Regions from separate parts of the Homo sapiens genome. Here region 2 is linked to region 1. Evidence: chromatin contacts called from ENCODE Hi-C or POLR2A ChIA-PET data. All regions are on one chromosome and are shown on one strand. The core of a region is the stretch at or near the end of the contact, and the rest is flanking DNA. Distances in the headings are between cores, read along the strand shown. Region 1 holds the start of CD99L2 (CD99 molecule like 2). Region 2 holds the start of EOLA1-DT (EOLA1 divergent transcript).

What was found. A loop is a pair of places that touch in the nucleus more often than their neighbours do. ChIA-PET counts read pairs that join two places held with the same protein, here RNA polymerase II (POLR2A). Pooled maps may share reads with other maps.
Region 2: a map of naive thymus-derived CD4-positive, alpha-beta T cell shows a loop between it and region 1 (13-fold over the local background). The contact joins the promoter of EOLA1-DT here to the promoter of CD99L2 in region 1. A Hi-C loop is called at or near these places in 1 of 168 maps with a recorded cell type or tissue (naive thymus-derived CD4-positive, alpha-beta T cell), 2 of 37 single-sample maps with no recorded cell type and 10 of 50 pooled maps. POLR2A ChIA-PET finds 5 or more read pairs at or near these places in 1 of 52 experiments (GM10248).

Annotation. Positions count from the first base shown.
Region 1 is chrX:150,897,292-150,899,991 of GRCh38, forward strand. It overlaps CD99L2 (CD99 molecule like 2), which reads right to left and starts at 1,377. Exons shown (of 11, transcript NM_031462.4): 1 at 1,231-1,377. The coding sequence starts at 1,297. RefSeq lists a silencer at 1,052-1,661.
Region 2 is chrX:149,538,302-149,541,001 of GRCh38, forward strand. EOLA1-DT (EOLA1 divergent transcript) reads right to left here and starts at 1,451. Exons shown (of 10, transcript NR_027455.5): 1 at 1,400-1,451; 2 at 423-605. It also overlaps a transcript of EOLA1 not described here. RefSeq lists silencers at 862-941, 1,692-2,001, 2,012-2,081, 2,114-2,304.

The DNA.
Region 1 (2,700 bases), core at 127-2,626:
AAGCTCCATGAAGACAGTCTCAATTTTGTTCACTACCGCATCATCAGTTCCTAGAACAGAGCCTGGCACCTCTGCAGAATGTTAAATGGCTCTTCGTGAATCAACTCCAGGTGGGTTGCCCACATGAAAAACATTTCTGCATCTTTTGCAAAAGTGGCTTGGCTAGTACCATCCACTGTTTTCCAGTGTTCCTTTATGTGACATAAATCTTACTAGAACTCAGTACTAGGACAAAGTGTGTGTGTGTGTGTGTGTGTGTGTGTGTTTCCTGAGCTCACATATTTTCCACCAGCTGGGTTCGCTTCTATTGTCAGGAAGCTTGGAGCATAATTCACGTTCAATTACAGTGTTTCCCTTAATCCCTTTTTCTGATGGGGACATAGGATATAAATAAGTGTAAGAAGATTCTGTTGGTACATGTTTAAGACCCTATTTTTAACCACAGACTGCATTTATTCTACTAAGATGCTTCTCAAACTTGAATGTGCCAGAGAATCACCCGCGGATCTAGTTGAAATGCAGAATCAGACTCAGTAGGTCGGGGGCGGGGCGTGAGATGCTGCAGTTCTTACAAGCTCCCAGGTGATGCCTATGCGGCTGGGCCCTGGACCACATTTTGAGTAGCAGAGGGTCTAAGAAACGTGCTTCCTTGATTCAGCGGGATTTCTCTCTCCTGCTCCTTGGCAAAACATGACCAAAGTCTCAAAAACTGAAGCGGACGGCAGAAGCACCTAGAGAGCTGGTTAGACCTACGCCTCGCTGACCCCCCCCCCCCCCCCCCACAGCCCATGCCCGCTGTGATCCCGATGAAAGGGGCTAGGAATCCACCTAGGAAGTTCCCCAGGTGCTTCTGCTGTCGGTGGCCTCGCAGCAAATTTCGAAAATGACTGCTCTCTTCAAGGTTTTCTCAAAGGTAAACTCTTGGGGACAGCTGTTGTCACCAGTGGTACACCTGCTCGTTCAGGATTTTAGGGGGCCCATCCCGCTGTTTCCAGCCCAGCGTCAGGAGGGGACCCACCCCTCCTCTCCGGCTACTCCGACCGCGGCGGAGTCAACCCCCACGGGCCCGGGGCTCGGACCCCCGCCGCTCCGCCTCGCACAGCCGGGCCGGCCGGTGGCAGCCACCGCAGGCCCGAGAGGCGGGGACCGTGCCGCTCATGCGCAGAGCGACCCCTGGGCCCACAAGGCGGGGTCCCCGCGCGGTCCCCGCGCGCCCCCCGCCCGCCTTACCTCGCTGGACCAGGGTGGCCAAGGAGAAAGCGAGGCAGACAAGGAACGCCGAGCGCCAGGCCACCATGGCTGGGAGCAGGCGGAGGGCCCCGGAGGAGCACAGTTAGCGCGAGAGCGCCCGAAGGGGAGGCCGAGGAGGAGCGGGAGGAGGAGCCCCGCCGCCTCTGCAGGGTCCCGCCCAAAGCCCGCGCGCGCGCGCGGCGCGGCCCCGGGAAGATGGAGGTCGGGCGCGCTAGAGAGCCGGCGCCTGAGGGCGCCTGGGCTGGGGTTAGGCCGGGGGGCGGGGCGAGGCTGCAGTATCGGGGGCGGGGCCGCGTTCTGGAGGCGGGGCTCCGGGCGAGGGGCGTGGCCTGCGGGCACCCGGTGGGTGGGGAGGCCTGGGTTGGGTTGGGCTGGGTCCAGCGGCAGCGCGCGGTCCGCAGACCCTGTCCCACCTCGGTCCTCGAGACCGAAGTCTCGGAGGTGGCCCCGCGGACCTGGAGCAGTGAGTCACCAGTGCCGGGGAGCGGGAGGCGGCAGCGCCGGTGGGCGCCGATTTCCTCCCGGGTGACCTTGAGAAGGGCTCTTCCCCTTCTGGCCTTGGTGTTCTCCCGGTGAAGGGTTGTTCCCTTGGGGCCCCTCCAGACACCGTCCAGCACGGAGCCCCGCACTCTGTCCCCACCCGCTGTTCCCTGCAGGAGTGAAACCCTGGCCGGAGACTGAAGAAAAGGACCGTTTTCGTGACTGGCTGCGGTCAACAAGCAGTGACACGTCTCGAGAAAACGAGGCCGGGGGCGCCCGGGTGGGCGACAGGGGAGGATGGGGGCGTCCCGGAGCCGAAGCGCCGCGGGCTCGGGAGACTGGGGGTAGGGACTGGGTCAGCTCTCCCGAGGCTTTGATGAATGCGCTGAAAGTGCAAGTTCATATCTGCAGAGTCGATCTCAAAAACGTGCTTAATGACCGACAAACGCGCTGCAGTCCTTTCCCATGAACCCCCGCAAACGGAGTCCGTCTCCCAGACCCGAAGAAATCAGATTCCGATACGATACTGTGCCGACCAGCAAAATGCCCGCTGCAGCAGTTGATGGGAACGCTCCCTAGAAGAGCCCCAGCTGCAACCGGCTCTCGAAGACAAAGAGGAAGCGCTACTGCTCTCCGGAGTGGTAGCGTGAGCCTGTCCCTGCCATTATGCGGCACCGGCTGCCCAGGGCCACATCCTCCTTAGAGGGCGGCTACTACCACCTCCCCTCAATATCCATTCGGCAGCTTTCCTGTGCCCCCAACCCAGCCCTCGCTGCCATAGGCACCCCCCTCAGTGGCTCCCACCAACCCCTAAGGAACAGTGGGGTGTGGGGTCTCCCTGAGATGGAGCCGAAATCTCCCGTGTGGCTTACATCCATTGCCCTGAATCTTAGGGCTGCAGAAACAAAACAGCATATGAGGAGTGGATCTTCCCAGGCTCAGGGCATTAATTACTCTATGAATGGAACA
Region 2 (2,700 bases), core at 201-2,700, 1.4 Mb before region 1:
GCAGCCACAAGTCTTACAGAGCAATTACCACCCTGGGTTGCAAGAGCCTAACGTGGGGTGGGGACGGGGGAGGTACAAAATGCTATCAGAGCTGGAGACGAAAGTCTCTAATACTCGGAGTGGGGCTGTGAAGGTGACTTTAAAGTTGTGCCTTGAAGGAGGCCAGGAGCGCACCAGGACAAGGCCATGGGAACCGCCGGTGCAAAGCAGGGAGACCTGGAACAGCAGGCTGGTGGGGACCAGTGACTGAACAGCACAGCGTGAACCCAAAGAGTGTTTGGCTTAAGGGTGGGGAGAGCTGAGCCGACTCCCTGAACTGCTAGGACTTAAACCTGAGAAGGCCCAGCAGCGTTTTCACTAGAGGATTGCTGGGGACAGATTTGTGACTTAGAAACTGAGCCGATGGAATGTGGACGACAGACCTGAGGGAAGAAAGACAGAGGACTCCAGGTTGCTCAGGAGGCTCATGGAACAGTGCAGGCTCCAGACCACGAGGCCTGAATTCTGGAAGTAGCAGCGGGGATGCAGGACGAGGAGCCGTTTTGTCTCATCAGGCACTCCAGAGGCAGGGACCCAGAACTTGGTTATGAAGTCAATGCGGGAGACTAGATAAGGGGAGGGACAGAGGAGTAAAGCATGGCAGCACTACAGAACCTGAGCCCGTGACTGAGAGAAGAGAGTTTGAAAAGCAAGTTTGCCAGGGAAGTTGGGCTGTGTGCTGGGCGACTTAGGTCGGAGGAGGCAAGACATTAAGAGTGGGGATGTTTCTCATCACCTGCAAAAGAGACGTTAAAGAGACGGTTCCTCCGGACCCCACTGGCAGGCACTGACAGAGCGGCTAGGACACAGGAGAGCAGGCCTGGGGGGCTCAGCCCTGCAAGACTCAGCCTAGAGCTGCATAGACCCCAGTCAAGTGTTCCCGCCCTTCTTGCTGCTTCCGTGCCCTATGGGGGTAGACACTGGAGGTGCAGTTAGGTCGCTGCGGGCAAGTTTTGACTCTTGCCTAAGGGTGCATCACAGAAGGGCCTCAGCTCCCTCCCCCAGCTCCACCCACAGCTCCACCCCCAGTTCGGCTCTGCTTCATTTCACCAGCATCTCCACCCCCAGCTCCTCCTCCGGCAGCTCCGCCCCAGCTGTTCCGCCCCCAGCTCTTCCTCCTCCCAGCACTTAACCAGTTCCACCCACAGCTCTTTCCCACAACTACGCCCTCCTCTTGCAGGCGGCTCCTCCAGAAGCTCTAACCCAGTTCCTGCTGCAGCCCCACCCTGCTCACCCTGCATCTCCAGTCCCAGCTCCGCCTCCTCTAGCCCCGTCCCGCTTCTCCTACCCCTCTGCCCACCCCAGCACCTTTCAGCTCTTTCCTCCAGCTCTGCACTAGCTCCTCCCCCACCATTCTCACCCGCCAGCCTTACTCCAGCTTGGCTCCCCCTTCTCCAGCAATTTCCCGCAGCCCCGCCCCATCTGCTCCCACACCTCTTTGCCACAGCCCCGCCCTGCTCCTCCTCCAGGAACGCCCGGCTTTCCCTCAGCTCCACGCTGCAGCTGAGCTGTGCACCAGGCCCTCCCACAGAGCTTTCTCGTGATTCCACCCTACACCTCCCCAAGCCCCCGCTCCCCTAAGCTGGTTCTCAGGAGTCCGAGGGGTCCTCCCGCAGCTGCTCCTCGCTCAGTTCTCCCATTGCCCCGCCCTGCTCTTCGCGGGGCTGCTTCCAAAGCCCCGACCTCAGCCAGCAGTTTCTCTCAGCCCCGCCCCTCCCTGCCCCGCCCCTCCCCTCCCTGCCCCGCCCCGCTTCTCCCGCGGCTGCTCCCAAAGCCCCGCCCTCGGCCCCCTCCCCAGCAGTTTCTCTCAGCCCCGCCCCACCCCGAGCCCCGCCCGCAGCCCCGACCTGCTTCTCCTGTGGCTGCCTCCAAAGCCCCGCCCCCAAACCTTCCCCAGCATTCTCAGCCCCCCCAGAGCCCCGCCTCTCCCAGCCCCGCCCTACTTCTCACGCAGCTGCTTTAAAAACCCCGCCCCCAGCCCCTCCCAGTGATTTCTTTCTCCCCCTCCCTCCTTCTCTCAGCGGACACCTGCCTCCCCCTGCTGATTCTCAAGAGTCCGCGAGCTCTTCCTGCAGCTTCTCCTCGCTCAGCTCTCCCACGGCCCTGCCCACAATGGTTTCTCTCAGCCCCGCCCGGCCCTGCCCCACACCCCGCCTCTTATCTCAGCCCCGCCCTCAACCCAGCCCCCAATTGTTTCTGTCAGTCCCGCTCGGCCCCTCCCCCAGCTCCGCCCTCCTCCTCTCAGCCCCGCCTCCACCCCCTCCCCAGCGGTTTCTCCCAGCTCCTCCCTGCTGGTATAGCAGCTCTGGGCCCAAAACTCCTGCCTGGTGTCCTCGTCCCACCCTTCCACTTACTCTTCCTCCCTCCCGTTCCTTTTCCTCCTTCCGGTTCTTCGTCGAGGCTGCCGGTCTCGAGGTCCCCTGGCCTTGGCCTGGTTGGCTGGCGCGCATCAGGGCCAGGTAAAGAGAATAGCGTCTCCTAGCAGCCAGGGCGTGCGTACGTGCGTGATGTCGTCAGTGCGTGTCTTCGAGAATGCGAGATTCATAATGTTTGCTGTCTATATGCATGGCTGAGTACGTGCCTCCCGCGTACGTGCGTGGTGTGCATACATGCGTGATTGCGCGCCCACGTACGTTCTTCGTGAAAGGGATGACGGGAGCT